2 separate regions of the Homo sapiens genome follow, and region 2 is linked to region 1. The links are chromatin contacts, found by Hi-C or POLR2A ChIA-PET in ENCODE. All regions are on one chromosome and are shown on one strand. Each heading gives the region's core, a stretch centred on a gene start or an enhancer-like site at or near the end of the contact. The rest is flanking DNA. Distances are from core to core; before and after follow the strand shown.

Evidence for each region. Hi-C counts contacts between places; a loop is a spot of excess contacts on that map. ChIA-PET counts read pairs that join two places held with the same protein, here RNA polymerase II (POLR2A). Pooled maps may share reads with other maps.
Region 2: a map of naive thymus-derived CD4-positive, alpha-beta T cell shows a loop between it and region 1 (8-fold over the local background). The contact joins the enhancer-like site here to the promoter of PPA1 in region 1. A Hi-C loop is called at or near these places in 28 of 168 maps with a recorded cell type or tissue (B cell, CD14-positive monocyte, CD4-positive, alpha-beta T cell and 20 more), 26 of 37 single-sample maps with no recorded cell type and 27 of 50 pooled maps. POLR2A ChIA-PET finds 5 or more read pairs at or near these places in 29 of 52 experiments (A549, A673, B cell and 23 more).

The regions. Positions count from the first base shown.
Region 1 is chr10:70,229,791-70,235,501 of GRCh38, forward strand. It overlaps PPA1 (inorganic pyrophosphatase 1), which reads right to left and starts at 3,639. Exons shown (of 11, transcript NM_021129.4): 1 at 3,474-3,639; 2 at 551-609. The coding sequence starts at 3,537. RefSeq lists a silencer at 3,281-3,850.
Region 2 is chr10:70,272,412-70,278,122 of GRCh38, forward strand. The region is part of intron 1 of NPFFR1 (neuropeptide FF receptor 1); the gene reads right to left. Among named protein-coding and RNA genes, the nearest start is that of NPFFR1, 8.7 kb to the right of the region's middle. RefSeq lists an enhancer at 724-823. Within about 2 kb of position 2,411, at least 6 of the 41 ENCODE cell types and tissues checked have a DNase peak (open chromatin) inside an H3K27ac peak, as active enhancers do; they include breast epithelium, dorsolateral prefrontal cortex and heart right ventricle, where a contact is called at or near this core.

The DNA.
Region 1 (5,711 bases), core at 2,389-4,888:
TTCTTTTTTTTTTCCAAGACAGATTAAATACTTTTGCTTTTACTCCTCCTCTCCTTCCCCAAATTATATTTGCTCCTTTAACTAAATAATCTAGTTTTAAGACTAACTTCTTATTTAGTCAATGGACCTTTTTTTTTGAGACAGGGTCTCACTCTGTCACCCAGCTGGAGTACAGTAGTGCCATCTCGGCTCACTGCAACCTCTGCCTCCCAGGCACAAGCGATCCTCTCACCTCAGCCTTCCAAGTAGCTGAGACTACAGACACATGCCACCATGCCCGGCTAATTTTTGTATTTTTTGTAGAGACAGGGTTTCACCATGTTGCCCAGGCTGTTCTTGAACTTCTGGACTCAAGCCCTCCACCCGCCTCAGCCTCCCAAAGTGCTGGGATTACAGGCGTGAGCCACCACGCCCAGCCTAATCAACAGACCTTTAGCTCACAGCACAACGAGGCATTTTAAGCACTTGTTGAGAGACATATAAGAAAATTCATATGTAGAACTAGCTGATCTGAGTAAAGAGACTGTGTCCAAAAACAAGGATGCCTTACCTTATCTGCATAAATTGGAATATCATGAAATGGAGATATATATTGTCCTTTCTCATTTTCTGCAAAATAAATTAGAAAAAGTTATTACTATAATTAATTGTATTGCTAAATGCCCACAGTACACATTTTTTTTTTCTGAGATAAGGTCCCTTACTCTGTCACCCAGGATGGTGTGCAATGGTGTGATCTTGGCTCACTGCCACTTCTGTTTCCCTCTTGAAGGCTCAAGTGATCCTCCAGCCTCAGCCTCCTGAGCCGCTGGAACTACAGGCATGAGCCACTACGTCTGGCTAATTTTTGTGTCTTTTGTAGGGAGGTGGTGTTGCCATGTTCCCCAGGCTGGTCTCCAACTCCTGAGCTCAAAGCAGTCTGCCCACCTCAGCCTCCCAAAGGGCTGGAATTACAGGGGTGAGCCACCGCACCCTGCACCCGACCAGTACACATTTTTAAACCAAGATATTATTCTTACACTAGAAAAACTGTTTGTATACTTCACTTCTCCTGACTGTACTCCCAGGCTAGGCTGGGTTTACATCCTATGCACTCTGTAGGCATCTAATAAGTACTAATCTCTATAGTGAGAGCAGAGACTACTGAGGACACAAAAGGCGATTAAATTGTTTTGGACTGATCTTACATCAGTTAAGTTTACAGAACCATTATGAAGTACTTGGGAGGAAGGGAGGGGACCACTTTACTAAACAATGTTGCTAAAAGTGGTGTTCCCAGAGACAGCCAGCCATCTTAGATTATGACTTTCTTTAAGGATAATCAAGTTGCAACAAACATCTTCACAAATAATTTCTATTATATTCTAGATATATATTACTAATATATTCTAGAGGCCTAACTATAGCCAAAAAGTAATTTTAAAACTTCTTCAGTATTCTTTAGGAAACCTACTGTCCACATCGCATCCCTTCAAGTTTAAAAATCAAAGTGGAGGCCAGGCACGGTGGCTCACGCCTGTAATCCCAGCACTTTGGAAGGCCAAAGCAGGTGGATCACTGGAGGTAAGGAGTTCAAGACCAGCCTGGCCAACATGGTGAAACCCCGTCTCTACTAAAAATACAAAAATTAGTCAGGCATGGTGGCAAGTGCCTGTAATCCCAGCTACTTGGGAGGCTGAGGCAGGAGAATCACTTGAACCCGGGAGGCTGAAGTTGCAATGAGCCAAGATCATGCCACTGCACTCCAGCCTGGGCAACAGAGCGAGACTTTGTTTCAAAAAACAAACAATAAAACATAAAAGTCCCTTTAGGGCCAATTGTGACTTTGCAGTCTGTCCAGCCCTTTATCAGTTTTAAAGAAATTGACAAATGTAATATTATAAAGCTTAAAAAAGTTTATTTCTATTAAGGAAGGATAAAGCACTTAAAATTGGATAACTATGTAGTGGGTTCTAATTATTAGTATTTCTTAAGTTCCAGAGAGTTCCACTTGATAAAAACAGTTACTTCAGCTAGTGCCAAATTCTAGGAGTAGCTTTGGTCTCCCATAACGGCCACCAAATATTAATTGCAAATAAATAACCTAAGTAAAAGCAGTGTGTTTGTTCTGCATATATAGCTTGAAGATCCACCCCTCACCTTCAAACCAGACAGTCACCTCTGTAAGCCTTTCCTACAGAGAAATTCTGGAGCCAACACTATTTCCAGAAAAACAGTCCCATGAATTATTAGTCAAAAGTTACTGGACTGTCCTTGCTGCTTAATTGCAAAATTAAATAAAATGGAGAGTGGGGGGTAGTTCTCACCCTTCCTGGATTTTACCTGATAGTTAACCTTTGGCTAGATGTGTAAGCTTTACAGTTCGCTTTCCTTTTCCTCCCGCACCAGGCTACTTTTTGTTCCTTCAATGCCTATTCATTCGTCTCCTCTACTCCCCGCTTCCCCTTCCTTCATACACCAACTCAGAGTTCGAGGCACCTGCCCATTTCCTTCCAAATAAAACTGTAAAGAGGTTACAATAGAAGCGCCTGTGGTGACACATTTACGAACGCCTCCGTTATCGCCCATAATCTACTCCTAGTAGCTGGGGGTGGGGGGAGTAAGAGGATAAAGAAAAACCCCAAGTAGCTTTCCTCCACCTACAAGGCCAAAAAAACGTGGTGCCCTAAGGAGCGTGGAGGGCGCCAGCATGCAGCCTCCCGGTTTCCCCGTGCAGCCCTAGGTGCAGGACCCGGGGTAGGTACCCCCTAGACGCCGAATCCTGCAAAGGTAAAAACTTGGCACTTTCTCAGTCTTGTTTCCAGACTGACGTCATCTGTTTGATTTGAGGGAAACAGCTTTCTGTTTCATAAGGAGCATTCCCAGCATCGGCGCTGAGGGAAAACAGGCGGCGCAGAGGCAGGAGCACGACCGGGCCGCGGAGGACCGGTCCAGCGCCTTCACAGACGGCTCCCGATCCGGGCCTCAGTTTTCCCGTCTGTAAAACGAGGGGGTGGACTTGGCTCCGCTCAGCGCCGATAATCTGAGCTACGGCGGCGGAATTAAGGTCTTTAGGAAGTCACTGCCCCCCCCGGCCCGGAGTCGCCTTTTCTCCAAACTGAGCAATCCTCTTACGGGAATTATGTTACTTCCAAGCACCTTTCTAGGGTGGGTCGGTGATTTCCTTTTCCCAACAGACCCTGTCAGAGCCAGACACCTGCAAAACTAGCTGGGCCCAGGTTCGGGTACCCCGAGGCGTGACAAAGGGACCATCTCCGTTCAGCGGGGAGGGATGGCCGGAGGCGACCCTCGCCGCCCCGACCGGCGGCGGCAAGTATGCAATGTGAGGCCGGCCAGGCCCCACAACGCGCCCGAGGAGACGGGCCCGCGTCGGAGACCTGGGGCCGAGCGCGGGCCGCACCCTCCCGGGGAGGCAAGGCCCGGGAATGAATGGGCGGACGGGCGCGGAGGGGCCACGGGCCGCAGACACTCACTGAGGAAGACTCGGTACTCCAGGGAGAAGGGCGCGGCGCGCTCCTCGGTGCTGAAGCCGCTCATAGTGCCGGAGTCCTGCCGCCGCCGCTGCCACAGAGCCACCAGCCCGCACGCGGCGCCGACTGACAAGGAGAGAGCCCCACGCCTGCGCACTGCGAGCACTGGACCGGCGGGCGGGGCGGGGAGCGCCTTTAACGCGGCTCTGCTAGTGTTCCCACCCCCGCCGGGCCAACCCCGTGCGCAGGCGCACTCCGCCAGGCCCGGGTGTCCGCACTCCCCAGCCCCGCCCCTCGGGCCCAGCCTCCGCGATGGCAGCTAGGGCTCAGAGGCTGGGCCACGTGGCTGCCGCCGGCGCTGGTTCTGTTCCTTCGGCTTTGGGCTCTGACCCGGGAGGGCAAATGCGCAGGCTCTAAGCTTGGACTAGCTAGGAGTTGACCGCCGACCACGCACACAGGGAACTCACCTTTGATTCTCACACACTCCTCCCCGCAGTCCTATTCCTTATCTCAAAAGGCGTTGATAAGTCACCTGCTTCCCCAGACAGGCTCTGCTTGCGGTCTTAAAGGTGAGCATTTTTCTGATCCGTCGTAACAAAGTTGAGCCATATTACTGACACCCCTAGTGGCTACTAGTAAGGTACTCGCTTCTCCACTTTCTATAATCTCTCTCACTCCGTTGCTTATCTGGGAAGTGAAGATAATAATATAACTATTTCATGAGTTACTGGGATGATTACCCGAGTTAATACACGTCAAATGCCTGAAGCAGAGCCTGTATCTTTGTAAACAATCTGGAAGTTGTTACTGTCACCCTCCCCAGTGGGGGAGGATTTACGCCCCCGCGCCCCCCGCCCCCTCCATCCCCCCTGCCACCCTACTTAACCCACCTGGGTCTCCAGGGGCTTCAGATGGAAGCACTGGGAAGGTCCAGGCGTGAGCTAGAGTCCCGTGAAGGAGTGTTCTCAGGGACAGGCTCTTCTGATCTTGATTTCCTGTTTATATTCCATCATATCAGGCCAGACCCCAAAAACTAAAGTCTGATTGAGGCAGTGGGAAAATATTTGCATCACTTACCTCCCCAGGAATACATGTAAAAGAAAAAAAGTATATCCACAATCCTAAATATAAATTAGCAAATTATTATTCACATTTCAAAGAATGCCTGGTTTTATTTATTTATTTATTTTAATTTCATGGCCAGGATTTCTTTAAATAACTTTTTCTAGAACATTAAAGATAATGTGCCTTAATGACATTTTGAATTAAACCCTTTTTTCCAAACAATGTCTATTGTAAAAAATGAATATTAAATGAAAACCTAGTAAGATCTCCAGTTAGTTATGGTGTCGCTCCCTTTGTCTCCATCCAACTCCCAAACCTCACTGACACCCATTAATTTTCAGAAGGCTGTGATTCACTGATTTTTTGAACATTTCACCACACTGTTTTACTGCTGTTAAAACAGAAGGGCAGGAAAAAAAATTAGCGAAGCAATAGTTTAGTCAATAATTAGGGTCAAGGCCAGGCGCGGTGACTTACGCCTTCAATCCCAGCACTTTGGGAGGCCGAGGTGGGCGGATTACCCGACGTCAGGAGTTGGAAACCAGCCTGGCCAACACAGTGAAACCCTGTCCCTAGTAAAAATACAAAAATTAGCTGGGCGTGGTTGCACGCGCCTGTAATCCCAGCTACTCGGGAGACTGAGGCAGGAGAACACTTGATCCCGAGAGGCGGAGGTTGCGGTGAGTTGAGATCACGCCAGTGCATTCCAGCCTGGGTGACAGAGCGAGACTCTGTTTCAGAAAAAAAAGTAGGATCAAGTTCAAAGAATATTTTAAGGGGATGCTCTTTTGATTGAACTGCTCTATCACTTTTCTGCCTTTGAGCAGATGGAACCAATTTTCTTGGAAAAACCCAGACTCTCATCTGTGACTGACTTAAGAAGACAGCAGTGATGCAATAATAATGTTCTACATACACTTTCCCTTTGCCTCCTGCCAGCTCAGAGCAAGATAATAAAGTCTCACTGACCTCCAGACTTGCACACTGGCTCTTGTTTCATCGAATGTATTCAGAGAGCCAGTCATTATCAGGTCTGGTAAAACACCCAGCCCTGGTGAATTGTAACTTTCCTTTGCAGGCAAGTGTAGTGAGCCCATAGGCCCAAAAGGACCTTGGTCTACCATGTCTCCCTAGGGCCTAGCACAGTACACAGCCTAGAGTAGATGTTTAGTGAAT
Region 2 (5,711 bases), core at 1,161-3,660, 41 kb after region 1:
CTGAGAGGCTGCCAGTGAACCCAGGCCTGGATGCAGAGACGCTGGACCCGCTGAAGAACACAACACAGGGCTGCCGAGTACATGCAGCATGAACAGGACTGATGGCTGTTAACTACACGAAACAAAAAGTTCAAGTTCATTTGTAATCTAAGCAATGCAATTTTGCTTTGATTGTTGGGTTAACCTTTTCATCAAACAGATTTTTGCTTGGATTGTTCGGTTAAACTTTTCGTCAAACAGATCGGCAATGACTGAATTATTCAATAAGGGCCAGAGCATGGATGTGCCCTGTAGGGAGGGGTGCAGGGTGAGGGGACAACAAATCAGCTCTTCGCAGTCGAGGCACATCTGTCCAGAGCCCTAGTGAGGGACCCGCCCCCAGATCCAGCCATTCCAGTTCTCACGGTTTACCCTAAGGAACAGAGTGAGGTCTCAGGATGAGAGGGAAAGTATTGACCATGGGACATGGTAATGGTTACAAAATAGTATGTACATGCATTATAAGTCTGTACTCTGTATAAAAAGTGTGCGTTTATGTGAACTGTAGGTGAACAGAAAAAATAACAATGTTTGTCCACAAGGGGTGGTGTTTCCTCAAGTGATTTTTATTTTCGGTTTTTCTAGCTTGCATTTAACCTTTCTAATCAGAAGGAAACTGATACGTGTGATAAAATACTGATGATGTCACTGGTTCTTGGCCCTGACTCATATCAAAATCACCTGGCTTTTAACAATACAGCTCCTGCCCCTTCCAACTGGATCAGAATCTCTACAGGGTGGTAGGGAAGGATGGATGATGGGCAGGGGATGGGGTTGTTCAGGCACTGGTATTTTTCAAAAAACTCCCCTGGTGATTTCCATGTGTAGCCGGATTTGAGAACCACTGAACCATACAGCCCCTGCCCTCCCGCCACTCACAGTCAAGTTTAGTGTGGCTTAACATTTTGGGGGTCATCAAATTCTTTAAGACTCTGATGCATTTTGGTTCCTTCACAGATGCTTTCCTAGGGCTTCCTTTTGTTATGCCAATCAATGGTTCCTGTCTGGAGGAATTTATGGTCTCCAAAAGCATTGGATCCGCTCCCAAAAAGAGCCCTGGATTTTGGCACACACTTTCAAGGCAGTGTTGGGCATCAGGTTTTGGGCTCACCCTGCATCCATGAGCCCTTCTTTCTCGAGTACTGATTTTTCCCCTGGGGAGTCAGCCTCCTCCTCACATGGAGCTTTTGAGGGACCGTCCATCAGGTGTCTGCACCAACCGCTGGCCAGAGGATGCCAATCAGACCTCTTCTGCTTTGGATTTGCCTCTGAGTCTTCATAACACAGCTTTTCCTTCCATTGGATGACCTCCCCACACCCTTCCAATGGATTCCCAGTGTTGGTTAGGTTGGCCAGCACTCGTTTCTGTTGCTTATAACCCTAGTGTCTTGGTGAATACAAGGGGATTCAAGTTAGTCATCCATGGACCTCCTGGGAGTCTGCAGAGTCCAGGTTCAGAATCCCAGGGTCAGAGAAAGTGTTAGAGATGGGCAGGGGTAGCACCATAGACCCCCAAGTTTCCTGTTCCCTAGATTAGATGTTTGTGCCCACCTCCCTCCCCAACACCATCCCACACGCTGTCTCTTAACAGGCCATGTAATCTTCCACGGAGACTGTGCTAATGCAGAGAGGAAAGGACACTGACCTGGGAATCAGAAAGCGTGGCCTTGAGAGCTGGCCCCATGGTGGTCACTGACTGCATATAACAGAGGTTGGGGGCTGGGCACAGTGGCTCATACCTATAATCCCAGCACTTTGGGAGATGGAAGGAGGCAGATCACAAGGTCAGGAGTTCGAGACCAGCCCGGCCAACATGGTGAAACCCTGTCTCTACTAAAAATACAAAAAATTAGCCGGGCGTGGTGGCACATGCCTGTAATCCCAGCCACTTGGGAGGCTGAGGCAGGAGAATTGCTTGAACCCGGGAGGTGGAGGTTGCAATGAGCTGAGATCGCACCACAGCACTCCAGCCTGGGCAACAGAGCGAGACTCCATCTTGAAAATAAAAAAGAGAGAGAGAGAGAGGTTGGGGGCTGGGAAACTTGGTTTGGAGGAGAAGCTTGGGAACTTGTCTTAGAGCTGCTTTAGTACAATTTTTAAAGGGAGGTATAGTTAGTTTGGGGTGGCTGGGAGACTGATGATAGTAGACCCTAAGCCCCCATGCCACCTCTTGGTATTCCAAAGAGAACTGGGGAGATCTACTTCATCCCTGTGTTCTCCTTGGCTTTCGAATGTGGATGACCTGGGCTTCCTGCCTCTCCCAACCTCATGGAGTTGTTAATACATTCAGAGAGACAGCAGAGTAAATTACAAAGGGCCTTGCAGAACTTCAGACTGCTTATTGACTGCATTAGCTATCTGCCAGGCAGCTGTGGGGAACCAGTAGGTCGCAGTGTGGTTTCAGTTCATTTGGGTTTGTTCCCAGGGAAGCAAGCCTTGGCAAAAGCTTTCTTAGTACTGCTTAGGAAAGTAAAAAGTGGATGTGGCAGAGGATCTAGGAGGAAGGAGGCCTCTTGAGAACTATAACCTCCTACTGTTCCTCTTGCAGGCTGAACCAAAGCCCCTCCATCCCAGGCACCCACCACAGCAACATGGATTCTGCAAGCCTGACCTCTTTTTGGTGAATGAGAGCAGGTTGCCCTTCCAAGAATCATTTGGATTGGCAAAGGCCAAAGAATTTGAGGGCTGAGTTGCTAATACAGCCATCAGGAGCCCCCAAGCGAGCCCCTCTTTATACTTCTCTTCTACTCTGAGGCCTTTTTATTTCTCCTTACTTCCTGCAGGAGGTCTCCGGTTTTACCCATCAAAAATTGTATTCAGAAAAGGTTCTGATACAAATCATTTACCTCATAGTGAAAACTGAACTGCCTTTATCACATACTGAGCCTGTACTCTCAGTCTATTTAAAAGAATTCCAGGCCTTAGAGAGTGGATGTGGAAGAGGCTTAAGGTGGGAGAGGAGGGGAAAGTAAAGGGGAGGCAGGGATTTCCCTCTCTCTTTCTCTTGGAAAGGCTAAACATATGCCCTGGAGCACCTTTCCGGGTTCAATGGCTGGCTGCTTCCTCAAGGTCTGCAGGTTCAGTTTACCTGCAGTGCTGGCCACATTTCACGTCCTGCTTCAGCTAAGTGTAGAGATTTTTTTTTTCTTTTAGTTAAACTAGAAATGTCTTAGGGGTAGAAAGCATGCCTTGTTCAGCTTGAAATGCTCCTCATTATCTGGCACAGGGCCTAGAACATAAATATGATTAATGTATGTTGATAAGTTAGGTACTAAAGGCTATGAATTCTCCTAGACACACTGCTTTAGCTGTATCCCATAGGTGCTATTAGATAGTATTTCCATTATTTTTGAAATTTGTTTTGTACAACATCAAGCTATCTCTGACAAGGAAAGGAGAATTATCTTCATTTCACAGGAAAATCAAAACTCAAAGACAAAAAGAGACTTGCTCTAAGAATACAGCATGCAGTAGTGGTAGACCTCCAGATTTTGCTGGGCTCTGGGATTCAGGGTGCATCAAATAAGCCAGGACGCCTGTTCTGAGTTTGAGCTCCTGCTTAGGCTCTGCCATCTCCATCCATTTTCTCATCCTCTTTGGGTATCATCAGGTCACATATAAAGACCTCTAGGGTCCATTAGCAGCAATTAGGGATCCTTGATTTGGAAGGAACTTTGCCTTCCTGAGGCTTCTGCTACAAAGCTGACACTTTATGAACAGTGCATGTATCACCTAAAACCTTGCCTAAAACCAGGCATACAGTGGCCAAAGGCAGAACCGGGGTCACTCTGTGCTCAACTGAGAAATAATAGAAGAGGACACCTAACCCCTTTGAGATCCATTACCTCCTAACGAGGCATCACTGCTTGGAGTCCTAGGTTACTTAACGTTCTCTCTCTCCCCATCCCTAGCAGAATCTTCTTTTAGGAAATATTCTGATAAACTTGTTCACATGGATGAGGAAATGACTCATAACAAAGCGCTGTGTCTCTTTTAGGCTTTTGCATTTCAAAAGGAGTCAGACATTAAATTAGAAAAAGGAAAGCTCTAATAATGCAATTTCAGTTATTAACGAGAGAGCTACAAAAAGCTTTTGAGCATGAGAGACCGAATTTAATTCTTTATGTTTGTATCTTTTTTTTTTTTTTTTTTTTGGAGATGAAGTCTCACTCTGTCACCCAAGCTGGAGTGCAGTGGCGCGATCTGGGTTCACTGCAACCTTCACCTCCCGGGTTCAAGCAATGCTCCTTCCTCAGCCTCTGAGTAGCCAGGATTACAGACGTCTACCACCAAGCCCAGCTAATTTTTGTATTTTTAGTAGAGACGGGGTTTCACCATGTTGGCCAGGCTGGTCTCAAACTCCTGACCTCAAGTGATCCGCCTGACTCAGCCTCCCAAAGTGCTGGGATTGTAGACTAATTCTTTATGTTTGTGTCTTAAGGGGATCTGATAGAAGTTAGCTGTGTTGTCAGTTCCACTCACTGTTGCTTCAGTTGCTTCATTTGTGAACTCAGAGTTGAGCAGCCGCTTACATAGACCGCCTGGCTCTAACAGCCCAGAGTTTTTACAGTAGAATGGGCCACTCAATGATTGTAGTAGAAATACTTATTGTAAGTATATCTCCTCAACTCATTGCTGGAAGCAGGACAGATTGTCATCAGACAGATCATGGTCCCAATGAGAACCAGGCCTACACCCATCTGGCCTCTGCCTCCCCAGCAGCAGCTGAGACCCTTCCCATTCTTCCCTCCCAGTAAGACAGGAAGGCGTGGAAGGTCTTCAGGACAAAGCTGGAAAGCTAGACTTCATGGAGGCTGCAGCCCCACAGTGTCCCCAGAATCTAGACCATTTGTGCAGACCTGCTGCAGTTCAAACCAGGGCAATCTGTGCCTCCTGGGCCTCAGTTTTATCATCTATTAAATGGGGGTCTTGTTGTCTCCCTGCTCAATTCCCAGGCTGGTGGGCAGCCCCAGGATGATGATATGCTTTGTGGAAAAGGACAGGGCACAGAGACTCTGGCAGGAGCATTTCCAAGGAGCATATGGAGAAGCAGCATCCATCTGGACCTCTAAGATCTACTGTGTCCTGTGCTGGAGGGACACCAGCTGGCATGCTCCTGTCCCCTCTTCTCTCCAGTGACCCCCTTCCGTACATGGCCACTTCCCCATAGCTGTGCCCACTTCCAGCCAGTGCGGGTGTATATCCTCCCAGCCTTTGGGCCTCTCTCAGCCACAGAGCTTCTGGGATGGGTAGGCAGCTGTGGAGGCCCCTGGGGGCTCCCAGAAAGGCTGGGGTTGGGCTGGGGTGGGGCTGGGGTTAGGCTGGGGAGCAGATCTGATTTGCTGCCCTTCTGCTGACTTGTCCCACAGCATAACATCACAGTTAAGGCCCAGAGGGGAAGGCAAATGAGGGTTACTGCCCGGCTAACCATAGCAACTCTGCAGGGGGCTTGGCAGACTGCAGTGTCTGTCTCTAGATGTTGGGGAAGACTTCTGGGCCCTCAGAGAACCCTCCAGGCCATTGTTTTAATCCAGCCACCCAATAATTATCTTTTCTGTCCCCTAGTCAGTCATGAGACCTGTCAGCCTCCACTTGCTCAAGCTGGATATGGGAACTGGTGAGGAGACAGATGCTGGGCCAGCCCTGAGTGATAGAAAGTTCTTCCTGAGGTT